Regions from separate parts of the Homo sapiens genome. Here regions 2 and 3 are each linked to region 1. The links are chromatin loops, found by intact Hi-C in ENCODE. Cell type or tissue: GM12878. All regions are shown on one strand. Links, peaks and the distances in the headings refer to the core of each region. The heading gives the core; the rest is flanking DNA.

Evidence for each region. Hi-C counts contacts between places; a loop is a spot of excess contacts. Peaks named below come from ENCODE experiments on the same cell type or tissue, not always from the same donor. Only the 100,000 strongest peaks of a DNase experiment are listed, where the experiment ranks them.
Region 2: it touches region 1 in a loop (8-fold over the local background); 1 of 110 quality-filtered maps calls a loop at or near these places.
Region 3: a loop joins it to region 1, with 2.8 times the contacts of the local background. A loop is called at or near these places in 1 of 110 quality-filtered maps.

Annotation. Positions count from the first base shown.
Region 1 is chr3:170,051,866-170,057,836 of GRCh38, forward strand. All of the region lies in intron 2 of GPR160 (G protein-coupled receptor 160), which reads left to right. LOC124909455 (a long non-coding RNA gene) reads right to left here. Exons shown (of 3, transcript XR_007096156.1): 2 at 5,788-5,971. It also overlaps the pseudogene RNU4-38P. Among named protein-coding and RNA genes, the nearest start is that of GPR160, 17 kb to the left of the region's middle. RefSeq lists enhancers at 3,196-3,335, 3,666-3,725, 3,756-3,805, 3,946-4,445, 5,257-5,476. In GM12878, for the core only: a CTCF peak has its summit at 2,550 (motif pointing left); DNase peaks (open chromatin) are centred at 3,526 and 5,016; H3K4me3 peaks cover 1,524 bases; H3K27ac peaks cover 3,458 bases.
Region 2 is chr3:170,629,714-170,635,684 of GRCh38, forward strand. All of the region lies in intron 2 of SLC7A14-AS1 (SLC7A14 antisense RNA 1), which reads left to right. Among named protein-coding and RNA genes, the nearest start is that of SLC7A14, 47 kb to the left of the region's middle. RefSeq lists enhancers at 3,291-3,340, 3,401-3,480, 4,802-5,011. In GM12878, for the core only: no CTCF peak of the experiment used is centred there; DNase peaks (open chromatin) are centred at 3,248 and 5,088.
Region 3 is chr3:169,844,349-169,850,319 of GRCh38, forward strand. It overlaps LRRC31 (leucine rich repeat containing 31), which reads right to left. Exons shown (of 9, transcript NM_024727.4): 8 at 3,772-3,939. Among named protein-coding and RNA genes, the nearest start is that of LRRC31, 23 kb to the right of the region's middle. RefSeq lists a silencer at 2,814-2,971. In GM12878, for the core only: no CTCF peak of the experiment used is centred there; a DNase peak (open chromatin) is centred at 2,583; H3K4me3 peaks cover 429 bases; H3K27ac peaks cover 1,032 bases; H3K27me3 peaks cover 207 bases.

The DNA of each region.
Region 1 (5,971 bases), core at 255-5,254:
TTGTGTTTTTAATCTTATATCTAATAAGTACTTGCTGAACCTTATACAAGTCTTGTGGACATGTTTTGTTATGTTTTTGAGATGGAGTCTCACTCTGTCACCCAGGCTGGAGTGCAGTGGCGCATTCTCGGCTCACTGCAACCTCCACCTCCCAGGCTCCAGTGATTCCCCTGCCTCAGCCTCCTAAGTAGCTGGGATTACAGGTGCACGCCACCATGCTCAGCTAATTTTTGTATTTTTAGGAGAGACGTGGTTTCACCATGTCGACCAGGTTGATCTCGAACTCCTGACCTCAAGTGATCCGCCCACCTTGGCCTTCCAAAGTACTGGGATTATAGGCGTGAGCCTCTGCACTTGGCCGACCTGTTTTAATTACTCCTAGGTAAATATCTAGTAGTAGAAGTACTGGATCATAGGATAAGCCTATGTTGAAATGCCACACTATTTTCCAAGGGGATACACCATTTTACACCTCAAACAGCAGCGTATAGGAGTTCTCGTTACTCTACATCTTTTCCAATATTTGGTATTGTTGGTCTTTCTGATTTTAGTCATTCTGATGGATGTGAAATTGTATGTCATTGTCATTTTAATTAGCTTTATCCTGATAACTAATGATGTTGAGTACCTTTTTGTTTGCTATTGGCCATTTGTACATATTCTTTTTGGAGTGTCTTTTTAAGTATTTTGCCCATTTTTGTTTGAGTAGTTTGACTTTTTGTTATTCATTTGTAGGCACTCTTTATATATGTGGTCTGGTAGTCTGGGCACAAGTCTTTTGTTAGATAGATGTGTTGTAAGCATTTTCTCCCAGTCTGTAATTGCCTTTTCATTTTCTTATGATGAACAGAAGAATCTAATTTTAATGAGTTCACTTTATCAATTTTTTTTCTATTTGGTGCTTTTTGTGTTTTGCTTGAGAATTCTTTACTCTAAGGTTGCAAACATATTCTCCTTTGTTTTCCTTGTAGAGTCTTACCTTTTATAGCTATGCTTGTGATCTCTCCTGAGTTAATTTCTGTTAATGGTGTGAAGTGGAGTTAAGGTCCTTTTTTTTTCATACGGTTATCCAGTTAGTCCAGCACAGTGTGTTGAAAAGACTTTCCTTTCCTCCATTGAATTGCATTGGTACTTTCTTATAAATCAAGTGGACTGGTTTGAACTCTTAAGCTCATTGTCTTGAGTTCTATAATTTATAAGTCTTGAAATCAGGTAGTGTAAGTCGTCCAACTTTGTTATTGGCTATTCTAACCCTTTGTATTTTCATATATATTTTAGCATCAGCTTGTGAATATCTTTAAAAAAGAAAAAGGCCTGGTTGGATTTTGATCAGAACTACATTGAATCAACTAATCTGGGGAGGATTGACATGTTAATAATATTAATCTTCTTATCCATGAACATGGCATATCTCTGTTAAGGTCTTTAGGTTTTTTTGGCAGTGTTTTGTAGCTTTTAGCATTGACATTTTATAAATATTTATACAAATTTATTCTTATTTTATGTTTTTGAGTCTATTGGAAATGATATATTTTCCTTCATTTTTGAATTTTGTTGCTATATATAGCAATGTGGTTTTAAAAATTGACCTGTGATCTTAACTAAATTCATTTATTAATTCCAGTAGATTTTTTGTAAGTACCTTAGGATTATCAATATACATAAATGCCATCTACAAATAGTTTTATCTTATCCTTTCTAGTCTGTATGCCTTTCTTTTATTTTCTCGCCTTACTGAATGGGCTAGGATATCCTAAAATGTTGAGTAGATGTAGTAAGGACAGATATCCTTACCTTGTTTCCAATTTTAGGGGTAAAGTGGTCAGTCTTTCACACTTAAGTATAATGATAGCTATAGATTTTTCATAGATGTTCCTTATCAGGTTGAGGAAACCATCAGTTTCCTACTTTGCTGAGAGGTTTTTATCATGAATGGTTGTTGAATTTTTTCCAAAGATTTTTCTGCATCTCTCAAGATGGTCATATGCTTGTTTTCTGTATTCAGTAATGTGAATATATTTATTTTTCATCTGTTGGCACTTTCTCTTCACCTCAAATTAGGGAAAAGACCACAGTTACCCATTTTGGTTTTTTGTTTTTTTTTTTAATTACTCAGCTTTAACACTTGAATATCTTGGCATTTGTGCATGGAATATTAGTTCAGGAACATGATTTAGACAATTTGAATCAGACAATTTCCATAAAATATTTTATAAACTAAAAAGCAGCGTTTGTGTGTGTGTGTGTGTATGTGTGTGTAGAGTTATTTGGCTTGAGAGCCCTGCCTGCCCAACAAACTTATCTTAAACTCTCATCATTATTAGTCTCATGCTTAAAAAAAAAAAAGTATCATTTAAGTGAAGACTTCAGGCAGTTGAGGGAGCAAGCTACATGAGTATAAGAAAGAAGACCATCCCAGGCAGAATGGTCTTCTGAAGCACAAGTTCAAAGGCCCTGAGGTCCCAGAGGTATCCAGAAAACTGTCTCTTCAAAATTGCTTTTGCCTGACATTGAAGCAGACAGCAGGGGCTAAGAAAACATCACCACCTTCTGGCAGAATAGAAGGACTGAGCTGCTCAGGTCAAATCATTATAGTAAAATATACCTAAAATTTACCATCTTAACCATTTTTAAGTGTACAGGTCAATGGCACTAAGTACATTCACATTGTTGAGCAACTGATACTGCTATCTACGCATCTTCAGAACTTTTTCATCCTGTGCTGAAAACCTGCACCCATTAAACAGTAACTCCTCATTCTTCCCTTCTCCTAGCTCCTGGCTACTGTTTACTTTTTGTCTATGAATTTGATTATTCTAGGTACCTCATATATATGGGATCATATGATATTTGTCATCTTCTGTCTGCTTATTCACTTAGTGTAATGTCTTACGGGTTCTTCCACCTTCAGCATGTATCAGAATTTCTTTTCTTTTTTTTTTTTTTGAGACGAAGTCTTGCTCTGTCACCCGGGGTGGAATGCAGTGGCCCGATCTTGGCTCACTGCAACCTCTGCCTCCCAAATTCAAGTGATTCTCCTGCCTCAGCCTCCCTAGTAGCTGGGATTACCGCCATCTGCTACCATGCCCAGCTACTTTTTGTATTTTTAGTAGAGACAGGGTTTCACCATGTTGGCCAGGCTGGTCTCGAACTCCTGACCACAGGTGACCCATCTGCCTTGGCCTCCCAAAGTATTGGGATTATAGGCATAAGCCACCGTGCCCGGCCAGGATTTCATTTCCTTTTAAGACTGAATAATATTCTACTGTATGGATATAAAGTCGTTCTTAGGAGATGTGTATGTTATATTTCTGAATCCTGAGAATGGAAACAAAACAGGTAGAATGGTAGTGGGGCAAGCTGGCGTAGGTCTGGGATACTGTTACCAAAGACTTATAGGAGAACTGGACCCCGGCTGATTGGGTCCTGACATCACACCTGACAATGTGATGGTGAAAAAAGGATCTCCCTTAGGTGGTTGTTCTGGTTCAGTTTCTCAGCAATGATGAATAACCGTGGTTTCAGAAACCATGAACAACTAAGCATGAAGAATGTCATAACCTCTCTGGTGGTTGAGTCATACAAGGAGCCACATTCAGAAGCCCGGGATGGAGAGTGGGGTCTCAGGGACTATTGAGCACAGATTTCTGATTGCTACTTTCCAGATCATTGTATGCTTAGGCCGTTTATTTTGATGAAGAAAGCAAGACTAAAGGACATGATAATCATTGAGAACCAGGAGGCAATCTCTAGTTCAGATGTTCTTTTAAAAACTTTTTTTTTTTTTGAGACGGAGTCTCGCTCTGTCCCCCAGGCTGGAGTGCAGTGGCGCGATCCCGGCTCACTGTAAGCTCCGCCTCCCGGGTTCACGCCATTCTCCTGCCTCAGCCTCCTGAGTAGCTGGGACTGCAGGTGTCTGCCACAACGCCTGTCTAATTTTTTGTATTTTTAGTAGAGGCGGGGTTTCACCGTGTTAGCCAGGATGGTCTCGATCTCCTCACTTCGTGATCCGCCCATCTCGGCCTCCCAAAGTGCTGGGATTACAGGCGTGAGCCACTGCGCCCGGCCTTAAAAACTCTTTTTAAACCTCTTCTGTGAGCATGTTTGCTAAGCGGTCAGCCCATAAGTATCTGAACAACTGTTCTTATAATCCTTTGTTGCTCTTATTAATCCCATTCCTATATTGTTGATTTTTTTTAAGATATATTTTCTATTTGTTGATGTTGTTCTTAAAACTCAGTACCTGAATGACTAGTACAAGGTATGCAACTCCTTTCTCTTTAATTCTGAACCTTATACTTGTATTACTTATCTGTTCCCACCAAAATGATGACGAGGTGAATATATGTGTAGAATTTGCAGTCAATAAAATACAGTCACATTGTAAGGGAAGTTTATGTGAAAATATACATCACCAGAATACTAATTTACAAGCAAACATAAGGCATTGAGTAAAAATTCATGGTAGCTTTATAGAAAAATGAATTGTGTCAGTGTAACCTGATTTGTTTTCAAGAACATTTTACGGATCTGGAGGAAGCAGGGGACATAATCTTAACTTTCTCATGCTATTGATTTCATTATGAATGACATAATCAATAACAGCCCGGGGAAACAGGTTAGCTCACATGATACCACAGTTAGACGGTGGGAAGGTAACACAGAGACATTATCAAGGATATGGTTCCAGTGTGGGATAAGTCATCATTTAACCTTTTAGAGGTCAGTCTGGGAACCATTCTGTTTAATCAGTTTTAATCCATAACTGGTGGCATATTAGTGTATATGTTTGTATGCGAGAAATACTAGAAACAGAAGTCAAAATAACCTGCATTAATGGGGTACCGTATTTATAAAATACTGGACAGAATCACGTGAAGGCTAATTAATTTTGTAAGTAAGAGGTTCAAATTGGAGAATGATTGGCACTGTGCCTATTTTTGGCAGAAAAAGCCTATGGGCCATGGTGAATCACAAGGTAGTTGAACCATCACAGTAACTATAATGTGGGTATATGCAGAATACCACATTTCATACATCAGTGCTCTAGTTAATACTTGTATGAGACTGAAAGTAGGCAAATGATACAGTGAAGTCATTTCATAACTGGCAATACCAAGACTTCTCAGAACTATGTTTAGCTTGAGTGCATACTATGTAAAGAGGGTCTTACAAAATGTATACCGGAGCCACAGGAGAGCAAAACAATTATTTAAGTGATGACATCTGGTCAAGATGGCACAGGAGTTCAGGCTCCAAACACCTAGCAAAGGTAGTTATAATATAAAAAGGGTAACCAAATAAGTATAGTTGGGCTATAGTCATTCTAGTTACCTAGAATGTAAGTTGAAATACAAAGGGGTAAGCAGGCTCAAGCTGCAGGCCTCTCCAGCAGGGGCAACCAGAAACTCAGGTTTTTTAGAATAAGGGGATATAGCTTTGTGCAGTGGCCATTTCATAGCCAGTGAAGTTTATCTGAGGCACTTGCTAATTGAAAACTTTTCTCAATACCCTGCCATGATGAAATATGGTTGGCACTGGCAATTTTTGAGACTCTATGGAGACTGAACTTAACATTAAAAACAAATTAAAAAATGAAAAGATAGGGATGTAAAAGTATCCACATGAGCTGATACCAAGGAGTTGGAGCCAGGCTCCAGGGAATGTAAATTGGGAGAATAACTAAGTTTCTTCCATACCTCTAAGAAACATTGGCAACACTGAAATCAGAGACTGCAGTGCCCTCCCTCCCAAACCTAAGAAGGAAGGCTGGAAAAGATGGCTTACCTGGAAGGAATGGGCTTCTGGAAGTTTCAGAGACAAAGACACAGCTTCAGAACCAGAAGCTGAGCCATGCTGCTTTCTTGGCCCAGGGCCTGGATCCGCAGTATCGCTGATACCACAACTGAGCAGGAACACCAAGTGGCATTTTGAGACCTGGTTTGGAAGAAGTCCTGAGAGGCCAGGTGGA
Region 2 (5,971 bases), core at 307-5,306, 580 kb after region 1:
GCAGTGGAAGTGGAGACTAATCACGGGTATGGGGGCTGGAGCTGCTGGCTGAAAGGACTGTGAAGAATGAGAGAAAAGCAAGTTGCCAATCATGACTCCCAGGTTTCCAGGCAAGCTCCACATTTAGAAGTGAGAGGCAGGAAGGCAAGAGGTCTCTCCTGGATATTTAAGTTGGAGATGCCTTGTGGGACATCCGAATGGAACTATCCGCGTGGCAGTGAGATATAGGAGTCTCAGGTCGATATTATCAGCCTGGCAATATTCAAAGCCCGAGGACTGGATGAGACTCAAGGAGAGTGTGTAGTTGGGGAAAAGAAGGAGCCCAGGACTGAGTCAGTAACTTCTCAGAGATGTGCAATCATGACCAGAAGTAAATCCCCAACTGGTGGAAAGTCAAGCTCTCTGATGATTTGTAGTGTATGTTTTTACTATTAAATAATCCCTCAGTGGTCAGAGAAACTATCCAGAGAAATTATTTTCTTTCAGGTCTTTCAGTTTCTCTCTGCCTACCTCTCCTAGTTCTGGTATCACCTAACCCTTAGGGATCCTCCTACAGGGAAAGAGGGGGAAATGTGGGTAAGGTTTTTCATGCTCTGTGACCATGTAGGCTGTCACCTTAAGTGGTTCTTTGATCAAGGGAAACCCATCAGGTCTCAGTCAATCCAAGAGATGATATGTTTGCTTTGGAAAAGAAAGCGATCTAACATTTAAAATCTCTCCAACTGGAAAATGAAATGGAATATTTCCAGGCTTCCAAGCATGCATATGCCCAGAAATACCCTACTAATGCTGCACTTTCCTCTACTCTGAAGAAATTAGATAGACTTATTTCCCAGGATTACGTTTAGTTTGAGACACTGCATCTGTAAAGGCTCAGTTCATGCTATATTGTGAATGACCATAAAAAAGGCAGGAGGCCCTGTAAATTAGGGTTACAGGTTTTGTATTGGCATAGGAAACCCAAATTCTACATTTAAGCCACCGCCTCCTCATGGCCAAATAACAACAGACTGAAATATGTGTTAAATAATGGATAAAGCTTGCTCTTCTGTAAAGATTGATTTTAAGGACAAGAACTAGAGGATGCTATGAATTCAGTGGGAAAAGACACTGTTTAATCTTTTCTGAAAAATATCTGATGAGACAAACACACGTTATTTTCTGATTATGCCTCCTCTCCGTCTGACATTTTGTGCCTGATTTATGTAAAGAAGTGTTTCAATGCACTGTTTGTGATTTCAGTGAATTGAGGCAAAAACTCTTTTTCCTAGAATGTCAAGATTCATAGATTTTTGGGTCAGAAAGAGCTTTTGAGAGAATTCAGGCCATCTCTCTTATTTTCTGAAAATGAAAAGAGAGAGATAAAGGACCTGGCCAAAATTAACACTGTGATTAGAGAGATAGGCCTGCCATCCAGAACTCATGCATGATTGACAACACTGCTTTTCCCACAATTTGAATTCAAACCCATAGAAAACTGCTACTGAAACAATGAAGTAGAATTTCAGTTTTTTGGTTAACTGTTCATTTTTTACAAGGTTGAACTTTATTCTAAAAAAACTAATCGTATTAAAAATGTTGGGGGTCCAGAAACAGTAGCTTATGCCTGTAATGCCAGCACTTTGGGAGGCTAAGATATGAGGGTTGCTTTAGGCCAGGAGTTCAAGACCAGCCTTGGCAACTTAAAGAAACCTTGTCTCTACAAAAATAATAATAATAAAAATTTTTTGGAACATAAGAAAAAGAAAAAAATCACATGCATGCAATCACTGTTAGCATTTTAATGTATTTCCTTCTAGATTTTCTTTTCTGGGCATATTTAAACATGATGATTATTTAGTGTATACTTAATTTCATGTTTTCCGTTAATATAAGCATTTCTAATGGATGCAGAATGTTCTTGCAAATGAATATGCTATAATTTATTGAATCTTTCTGTGGTTGTTGGGCATTTAGGATGATTCCAATTATTTGCTATTATACATAACAATGTTGTATGATATATAAACATCTTATGACATATAGCTTTTTCGATAGATTATACCCTTAATATGGAACTTCAGAAATAGAATTAGAGAGTCATGGATTTTACTACTAAAATTGCCACAGAGTCAGCCCAGTTCAATATATCTTCTGCCAAAGCAAGCACTACAACATTAAATATTAACATTAAAAATATGTGCCAGTTTCCTCATTGAAAATGGCACTTGTTTGAGTTCTTGTTTCTTTTAGGGCTGAGTTCACTCTTTCTACCTTAACCATTTTAGCTTTTTAAATTGCTTATCATTCCCTGAACACAACAGCCTAGTCCATAGATCTTGTTTACAGTTCTCTCTTGCTAAAATTGGAACCCTTTGTGGATGAGGTTTGTGTTCTACTAATCTACATATTTTCAGGATCTTGTGTGGTACTTGGCACAGAGTGGGTGCTTAATAAGTATTTAACAAATGAATGAATAAATGAACGAGTAAATAAAGTTGAACATTCCCCCCATGTTTGTTTAGTAACTGTGATTTCTTTCTTTATTTTATTTTATTTTTTTCAAGACAGAGTCTCACTCTGTCGCCCAGGCCAGGCTGGAGTGCAGCAGCGCAATCTCGGCTCACTGCAACCTCTGCCTCCTGGATTCAAGTGATTCTCTTGTGTCAGCCTCCTGAGTAGCTGGGATTACAGGTGTGCACCACCACTCCTGGCTAATTTTTGTATTTTTAGCAGAGACAGCGTTTCACCGTGTTGGCCAGGCTGGTCTCAAACATCTGACCTCAGGTGATCCGTGCGCCTCAGCCTCCCAAAGCGCTGGGATTACAGGCATGAGCCACCACGCTGGGCAGTAACTGTGATTTCTGGATGCATCATTTGGTTTATGTCCTTTGTCCATCTACTTGTTGGTATCAGATTTTTATTAGTTTTTATTAGTGTTTGAAAATAAGAGGATATTTACACTTCACTTGTCACATTTGGGTTAATAATTCTTTCTAGTCTATGGTTTGCTTATTATTTTCTGTGGGTCTGATATTAAAGGGGAAAAATAAAGGGCAGAAGTTAGGCTAATAAAAGTGTCATCTAGTGCATTTTCTCTACCTCAGAAGGTGGGGAACAATGAAAGTGCTCGTGCAGAGAGAAATGAGTTCTGTGAAAATTAGACAATTTGGTTACTCTATTTAAACAGACCACATGGGGTTGTTCATGTGAAAACAAATGTGTTGACCACATTTCAGGCCCTCTGAAGCTGAAAATGTCAACCAACCCCTGTGTGCAGAGAAAAAGAAATTCCACTCATCCGTACAGAGAGGTTGGTTTCAATTAAAAACCACACCGAGTGTGGCTGAGTAATTTCTTAATGTATTCCATTTGTAAATGAGAAGTGAAAAACACTCATTAGTAATTCTTGAATCCTTGGTGAATCAGCAATGTCCGCAGAAAACAAACATATACCACTCTGCTTACATTGAAAGGAGAACAAAGACACACCTTTTTTTCCTTTGTCTTTCAGAAATGCTTTTCATGTTTTAAAAAAATATATAAAAAATGGTATCATCACGTTGTCCCTCTGGGTCTGTTGTTGCATTTGCAAATTTTAATACTTTTCTGGTTAATATTTTATAAAGTGGATGCACTCATAAAATAGAAGTTGTCAGGAGCCTTCGGGATAATATCAGCCCCCTCTGGTCACCTAGGGTGAAAGCTGAAGCCACATGGCTGGAAATAAAGAAGTTCCATTTCCCAAAATTTGGGGACTTATTCTCTGGCAGGAGATTCACAGGCAAAAAGCCAAAACCAAAGCCCCCAAACAACCATTTTCCCTGCTGGAAAAAAGCTTCTCGAGGCTAGGGATTCATAATGGACACATCAACGTGCCCCCAGAACAGGTCCAGCACCGAGGAGGTGGTTCTGAACACACGTTAGAAAGAATAAACCACTGGGGCAGCCCGGTCATGAACTGTGAGCTGGATATTTCCCATGTGTGCCCCTAGATCCACTCTCCACCCTCAACCTGCTGCTCTCTGCCCTAGGCTGACCCCATAGGCCACTTCAATGGGATACCTTGACCTCTGGCTTATCAGGTAACTTCAGCCTATGAGGCGCCCCAGAGGAGTTTGGAGGGAAGAAGCAGATGAGGCTGGGGTGTTTATTCTTTTGACTTCTCCCCTGTGGAATGGCCTCCAGTGGGGCTTTCTGGAGGTCACAGCTCCACACCTCCTGCCAAGTAGACCCTCTCCTAGTGATCCTCCCTTACCTGGTTCTTGTAACACTCTGACCTTCATCCTAGGAGTACTGTGCTATCCCATACTCTGCCTACACCTTCATAAATGTCCCTTTATTATGCTGTCCTTGAATTGCCCTAATTTCAATGTGCCATCTATTTTTTTTCTGGGACATGACCAATACAGACATTGATAGACATATTCATGTTGGTTTAATGGCTGCGTCCTAAAATTCAACCTGCAATCTGCTCAACAAGCTGTGTACCCCAGAGGTTGAGGTGCCTTTTCCTAATGCTTACCCAGGAGAGATTAGGCTGGTGCCTTGGGCTGAATGTATGTATATGAGCCTCAACTTTAAACTAAGTTGAAAAGAACTAAGTTAAAAAAAAATTCTGAGGGGCCAGGTGCGGTGGCTCGTTCTTGTAATCCCAGCACTTTGGGAGGCCAAGGTGGGCAGATCGTGAGGTCAGGAGTTTGAGACCAGCCTGGCCAGCATGGTGAAACCCGTCTCTACTAAAAATACGAAAATTAGCTGGGTGTGGTGGTGGGTGCCTGTAATCCCAGCCACTTGGGAGGCTGAGGCAGGAGAATCTCTTGAATCCGGGAGGTGGAGGTTGCAGTGAGCTGAGACTGCGCCATTGCACTACAGCCTGGGTGACAGAGCGAGACTCCACCTCAAAAAAAGAAAAAAAAAGGAAAAAAAATATCTCAGAGATTCATTTTCTCTTCTTTGCCCCTTCTGTGAGTTGTGGCTTTTGCTTGCAGCCTGAGCAAGTCATCTCTATCCAAGCTGCAGCCACAGAAGCAGAAACAAAGGGGACTCCAATTGGTCTCCAAGGACTGACTACTTTGGCTGATCCTACAGAAGCAGAAAGACCACAAACCAAAGACAACAGTCCCTCTGGTCATTTGGTGATTTGTGGCTGTTTTTACCTGTTCTTTTGGTTGTGTTTTCATGCAGATCTGCCCTCTTCAACTCACTGGAGCGTTGTGTGATACAGGACCAGCTGCATGTCTGCAGAACCTGTTTTCATTTCTGTCTTTAGCATAGATGATAGAAATGACTCTAAAGGACAAAGTATACCTCAATGCAATAAAACCATCTGCCCTATCTAATTTCCCCTCCCTTCAGGGATGTGAGACCCAGTCTTGTGGGGTGTGTTTAGAGTCTCAGCTTCTTTATTGTTCAAATTTCCTTGCCAACCATTGCTGGTGATTTTAACTGACTTCACAACTTCTGCCTCAGTACTCGGAATGCTCTCCAGTAAAGATACAGCAAATTGCACATGGAAAAGCAATGTGTCACTCCGTTCAATGTTTCTGTCTTCAATGACTGAGGGTGTGTTGCATATGGTGAATAAAGGAGACATTCATCTTTCCTCATCCACATAAAGGAATTGGCAGTTAACTGGGTTACTAGACCAGGCTAAGGCCTCTAAATCTGACTTGATTGTTCAGTTCACATATTGCTTCCCATTTTTCTCTTCCCTGTGCATTCAGAAACCCATCTAATCCTGACTATTAAGCTCTTTGTACAGCGTGAGCTTTCCCCTATAATGCTAAACTCAAGCTGATTTTAGATGAGAATCCAACAGATCCTTTCAAGCAGCACTCAATTCAGTGAAATCTCCATCTGCAGACAGTCCTTGCTGCTGAAAGAGACTGGCTAGATTTGAGCAGCAATAATTACTTTCAAACGAATTTCCCATCTCCAGGTGTTTGCATCTCACTAATTATTTTCAAGGTAAATTGATTTTGCTTGGCAG
Region 3 (5,971 bases), core at 599-5,598, 210 kb before region 1:
GTTTTTTTAAATGCTCATCTCAATAGATGCAGAAAAATATAATTTGACAAAATTCGTTATAAGAACTCTTAGCAAATTAGGATTCCTTAACCTGATAAAGGGTAGCTACAAAAAAACCTATAGCTAACATCATACTTAATGGTGAAAAATGGAATGCTTTTCCCCTTAGCTTAGGGGACTAAGACTGGAAGCAAGGCAAGAATGCTCTCATCTCATTCAACATCTATTGGAAATCTAGCCAGCTAAATAACCAAGAAAAAGAAAGAAAAGATACACAGAGATAAAGAAATAAATCTGTCTCTAGGCCGGGCACAGTGGCTCACGCCTGTAATCCCAGCACTTTGGGAGGCTGAGGCAGGCAGATCACGAGGTCAGGAGATCGAGACTATCCTGACCAACATGGTGAAACCCCGTCTGTATTAAAAACACAAAAACTAGCTGGGAGTGGTGGCACATGCCTGTAGTCCCAGCTACTCAGCAGGCTGAGGCAGGAGAATCGCTTGAACCCAGGAGTCGGAAGTTGTGGTGAGCCGAGATCATGCCACTGCACTCCAGCCTGGTGACAGAATGAGACTCCATCTCAAAAAAAAAAAAAAAAAACAAAACAAAACCTGTCTCTAATCATAGATGATATGATTATCTATATAGAAAATCCTACAGGATCTACCAAAAATATCCTACAGCTAACAGATGAGTTTAGCAAGTTTGCAGTAAAATGTCAATATACAAAAATCAATTATATATCCACGTAACATTGGGAATCTAAAATTAAACAGTATCTTTTATAAGAGAACAAAAATTAAACACTCAGATATAAATTTAACAAAATATAAAAACTAGAAAACACCAGTGAAAGAAATCAAAGAGTACTTAAATACAGAGATAGACTGTGTTCATGGATTGGAATACTCAATATTGTTAAGATGTCATTTCTCCCTGAATTGATCTATAAATTCAATGTAATCCCAATAAAATTTCCAGATGGATTTTTAAAATAGATATTGACAATCTGATGCTAGCTTTAAATGGAAATGCTAAGTAACTAGAATAACCAAAACAATTTTGAAAAAGAAACAAAGAATACTTATACTACTTCATTTCAAGACTTACTATAAAGTTTCAGCAATCAAGACAGCGTGATATTGGTAAAATAAGAGACACAGAGATCAATAGAACAGAACTGAGAGACCAGAAGTAGGCCATCACAAATATGGCCAATTGATTTTTCACAAAAATATAAAGGCAAATCAATGGAGAATGGATAGTCTTTTCAGTTAATGGCACTCAAATAATTGGACAGTAATATGCAAAAATATTAACCTCTACCCATACCTCATACCTTATATAAAAATTAACTCAAAATAGGTAATAGGTCAAAATATAAAATGCAAATACAAAGCTTTAAGACAAAAATATGGAAAAAATCTTTGAGAACTTAGATTTGCAAAACGCTCTAAGATGCAACACAAAAAAACTCTATTCATCAAATTAACAAATTGATAAATCTTTATCAAAACTGAAAGCTTTGATCTGCAAAAAAACACTATCAAGAGAATGAAAAAGCCAGTGGGACAGACCCAGAGAAAATAATAGCAAATTATATTTCTGATAAAGGACTTACTTGTATTCAGAAAAATCTAAAAAACTCTCCAAACTCATCAATAAGAAAACAAACAATCCAATTTTTTAAATCAGGCAAAAGATTTAGAACAGACATTTCACCAAAGGAGCTAAGAAATGAAAATACACACATAAAAAGATGTTTGACATCATTGGTCATTAGGGAAATGCGAATTAAAATCACAATGTTTTGTCCCCATCTTCTAATTACAATCATTTTTGCTATAACACTTGTTTTGAAAACACAAGTTTATTTCAATGAGATTGAAATGTCAGGAAACAATCTGAGTATAATGCAAATTTCTTGTTTGCATTATGCACACAATTTGTCCACAGGAAACACTAGGTGAACATATAAAACTGTCCCCAGCTGAATTGAGCTGCATATAGAAATAAACAGCCTGGGCACGGTGGCTCACGCCTGTAATCCCAGCATTTTGGGAAGCCTAGGCGGGTGGATCACCTGAGGTCAGGTGTTTGAGACCAGCCTGGCCAACAGGGCGAAACCCCGTCTCTACCAAAAATACAAAAATTAGCCAGGCGTGGTGGCATGCCTCTAATCCCAGCTACTCAGGAGGCTGAGGCAGGAGAATCTGTTGAACATGGCAGGCGGAGGTTGCAGTGAGCCAAGATCATGCTACTTCATTCCAGCCTGGGTGACAGAGTGAAACTCTGTCTAAAAAAAAAAAGAAAGAAAATGCAGACATGCACACACCTCATGAGGACAACAACCCTCATCTCTCCACACACCCTCTTTCCACCAATGGAAGTGTGGACAGGCCACTTCTACAAACTTCAGGTCTTTCTCGGGAAAATGTAATATTTGCTCATTTCTTAACTATTTAATATGTAAAACTGTATTGCTATTTTTCATAGCTTCTGTTTTTTAAAATATGCCACTGATGAAGTGTTTGAGTGCGGTGCTTCCAACCGTAAGTCCTGTGGTTATTACTGAATAATTCTTGCATAACACATGATTTTTAGGCCCATGTGCCGTGTCATAGCAAAACTGACTAATATATACACTGAGAACACAGATACAACTACCTGGAGTGACTGTTCTGGCCCTTCATTGGGAGGCGCGCTCATTGCTTTGGAATTCCGGCTGAATAGTGATTGGAGTGTGGGGACAAGGCTAGATGGGAGCCAGAGAGAGTACTCTCTGATTCATTGTTTTATAATGGGAAAGTGGAAACATAGAATGAGTTTTTTATTTTGTTTTGTTTTGTTTTTTGAGAAGGAGTTTCGCCCCTGCTGCCCAGGCTGGAGTGCAGTGGCACGATCTCAGCTCACTGCAACCTCGGCCGCCCAGGTTCAAGTGATTCTCCTGCCTCAGCCTCCCGAGTAGCTGGGATTACAGGCATGTGCCACCATGTCCTGCTAATTTTGTATTTTTAGTAGAGATGGGGTTTCTTCATGTTGGTCAGGCTGGTCTTGAACTCCTGACCTCAAGTGATCCGCCAGCCTCGGCCTCCCAAAGCGTTGGGATTATAGGCGTGAGCCACCGTGCCCAGACACATAAAATGATTTTAGGGAATATTTGGGTAGCCTCAATCCCACAGTGCAAAAGTTATTCCTTATTCAATTATCTTTCCATCTTTCTAGACTGACATGGAAAAAGGGTCAGATTGTTACTACAGTATGCCTTTAACCCTCTCATCTTTTTCTAATAGAGAGGAGCCTCTAATCAAAGCCATCAGCAGTCTAGTATCTGTGAGAAGTGATACCTGTATTTCAGTTACAGTGATAATCAGTTTCCTGTTTAAATAAAAGCATTTAAATTAAAGAGTCAATTTAAAGGAAAAGTTAAGCAATAGTGCTGGAACCATGTGGATGGGTGAGATGTAGATGACTGAAGTGGGAACACTCACGGACCGCGGAGGTGTGGAACAGAGCTGTTTGCCTTTCAGGAACCTCCCCACCTATCTATATCCATATCCTTTTAGGAAATGCCTTCCACTGTCATGTGGTTTTAGAATTGCCTTCGCTCATTTTAATTAGACCTCTCGGCAGATGTTGGTGAGAAGGGAATCTGCACAGAGGGCTTCACCCCAGGTCTGGTACCTCCCCCACCTCCCCACCTGGTGCTTTGCAGGGGCCGCACCCACTGCTCTGTTTGCCAAGACCGCTTGGGAACAAGTAGATACACACCCAGGAGAGCCACATCCTCTGTCACCAGGGAACAGCTGCTCAGCCTCAGCACTTGAAGAGACATGGAAAGCTTTAGTGTTTCCAGAAGCAGCTTCAAGTTGCCACCAACACACTTGTTCCAAGAAAGGTTGAATACTTCCAGAGCAGAGAGGTGAACAGAGGCTTCAGCTAAAAGTGATAACAATACGAACAGCAGTAATTTAGGATTTCTTACAGATCATAGGCTTTGGATTTGAGGAAACTGGTCTAGGACAACACATGAATATAACTGGGGTTGAGAAAGTTGTAGAGACCATTTTCTTCTGCCTTAAATTTATGGCCTCAATTTATGTTGTCTGTTTTTTGTTTTTTGTTTTGAGACAGAGCCTTGCTCTGTCACCAGGCTGGAGTGCAGTGGCGCGATCTTGGCTCACTGCAACCTCCGCCTCCCGGGTTCAAGTGATTCCCCTGCCTCAGCCTCTCGAGCAGCTGGGGCTACATGTGCGTGCCACCACACCCAGCTAATTATTTTTGTATTTTAATAGAGACGCTGTTTCACCATGTTGCCCAGGATGGTCTCGATCTCCTGACTCAGGATCCGCCAGCCTTGGCCTCCCGAAGTACTGGGATTACAGGCGTGAACCACCGCGCCCAGCCTGTTGTCTGTTTTTATTTGGGGAAATATTGGAAACTTTAGCAATGCAAAACTTGATAAATTGGAATTCACTGTCCAACTGGGGTTTCTTTCCTTCACTTCACATGTAGGAAGGAGAAAGAGGCAAAGTGCTTGGACAGCTAGTCAAGATTTCCAGAATGTGTCCTGGTTGGTACATATTTCACTGCACAGTCACTGCTGAGATTCAGATGGGGGCAAGCCTCCCTCAGAGTCTGAAATACCAAAACTTATTTGTATTTACTTCACGCAATTACTGCAGGCAAGGAAAGTAACTAATGTATTTTGGAAAGATTTTTAAAGAAAAGTAAAAGATTTTCTGCTTAATTCTCAGTTGCCCCCAATGTTAAAATTAACCAGAATATCTTATTCCCAAGTTAATTGCACTTTAATCTATTCTGCCTTCCTTCTAGAAAATAATGTGTTCAAGGGGAAAATATATATCCTTTTATAATATCTAGTAAGAAAATCCTTACAGAGATCTACATTAAGGAGAAATGGAACTTTTTCTTCTAAAAGTGATGTAGGGAAATATATATTTGCTTCATTTACTTAATTCAAATTGAATGGTAGATTTATGTCAGATGATATAATTTAGTGTGATACCTAGTTGATCATGATTCATTGATTGTGCAGCTAGAATTAGAAACAGCTGTGCCTTCTAATGGCTGCAATTCCTTTAAAAAAAAAATATTTTCCCAGAATGGGCAACATGGTAAAACTCTATCTCTACCAAAAATACAAAAATTGGCCAGGTGTGGTGGCATGTTCCTATAGACCCAGAAGCTACTGAGGAGGCTGAGATGGCATAATCACTTGATCCCAGGAGTTCAAGGCTACAGTGAGCCATGATAGTGCCACTGCACTCCAGCCTGGGCAGCAGAGCAAGACCCTCCCAAAGTACTGGGATTACAGGTGTGAGCCACTGTGCCTGACCCAAGTCCACGGTTCTCTACTGGGGGTTAGTCATCTAGCTACCCTCCGCTCAGCATACACCAAAATTCCATCCTCACAAAAGAAAAGCTCATGTTCAGCATAAACCATGTTGTCTGTGCAAACAGGTTAGGCACAGTAAACCACCCTTCTCAGTTAGGAAATGGTATGAACACCCCCAGATTCCAAGTTCTGGGATATTAGCTAAGGGCCAGCCTTACTGGTTGATAGCAGGCCTTTACAGGGATAGCAGCATCAGGCCTGCTACGTTAACTCTTTTTTGCCCCCATACACGTGATTGGAGTTGCTGGATTTGGGTGCTTCCTGGATAATGCTAAAAACAGAGTCCTTCTCTCCAACCCTCTCACCAGTGTTTTTTATCAGTTGGCACTTCCTTAAAAATGAATTGTACTGTCCACCAGACAAGGGCTATTATTAATGAAATAAATGCATTAAATTCATAAAAATGAGTAATTATTATTATACATTAATAAAAATAAATGCATATTATTTACCCCCAAATTTGAAGAACTCTATATTTAGGGCATTCTTGCCCTCCTTTTCGGCCTGAGTATTTGGCTCAGCCTGAGTATTTTGCTCAGCTCGAGTATTTTG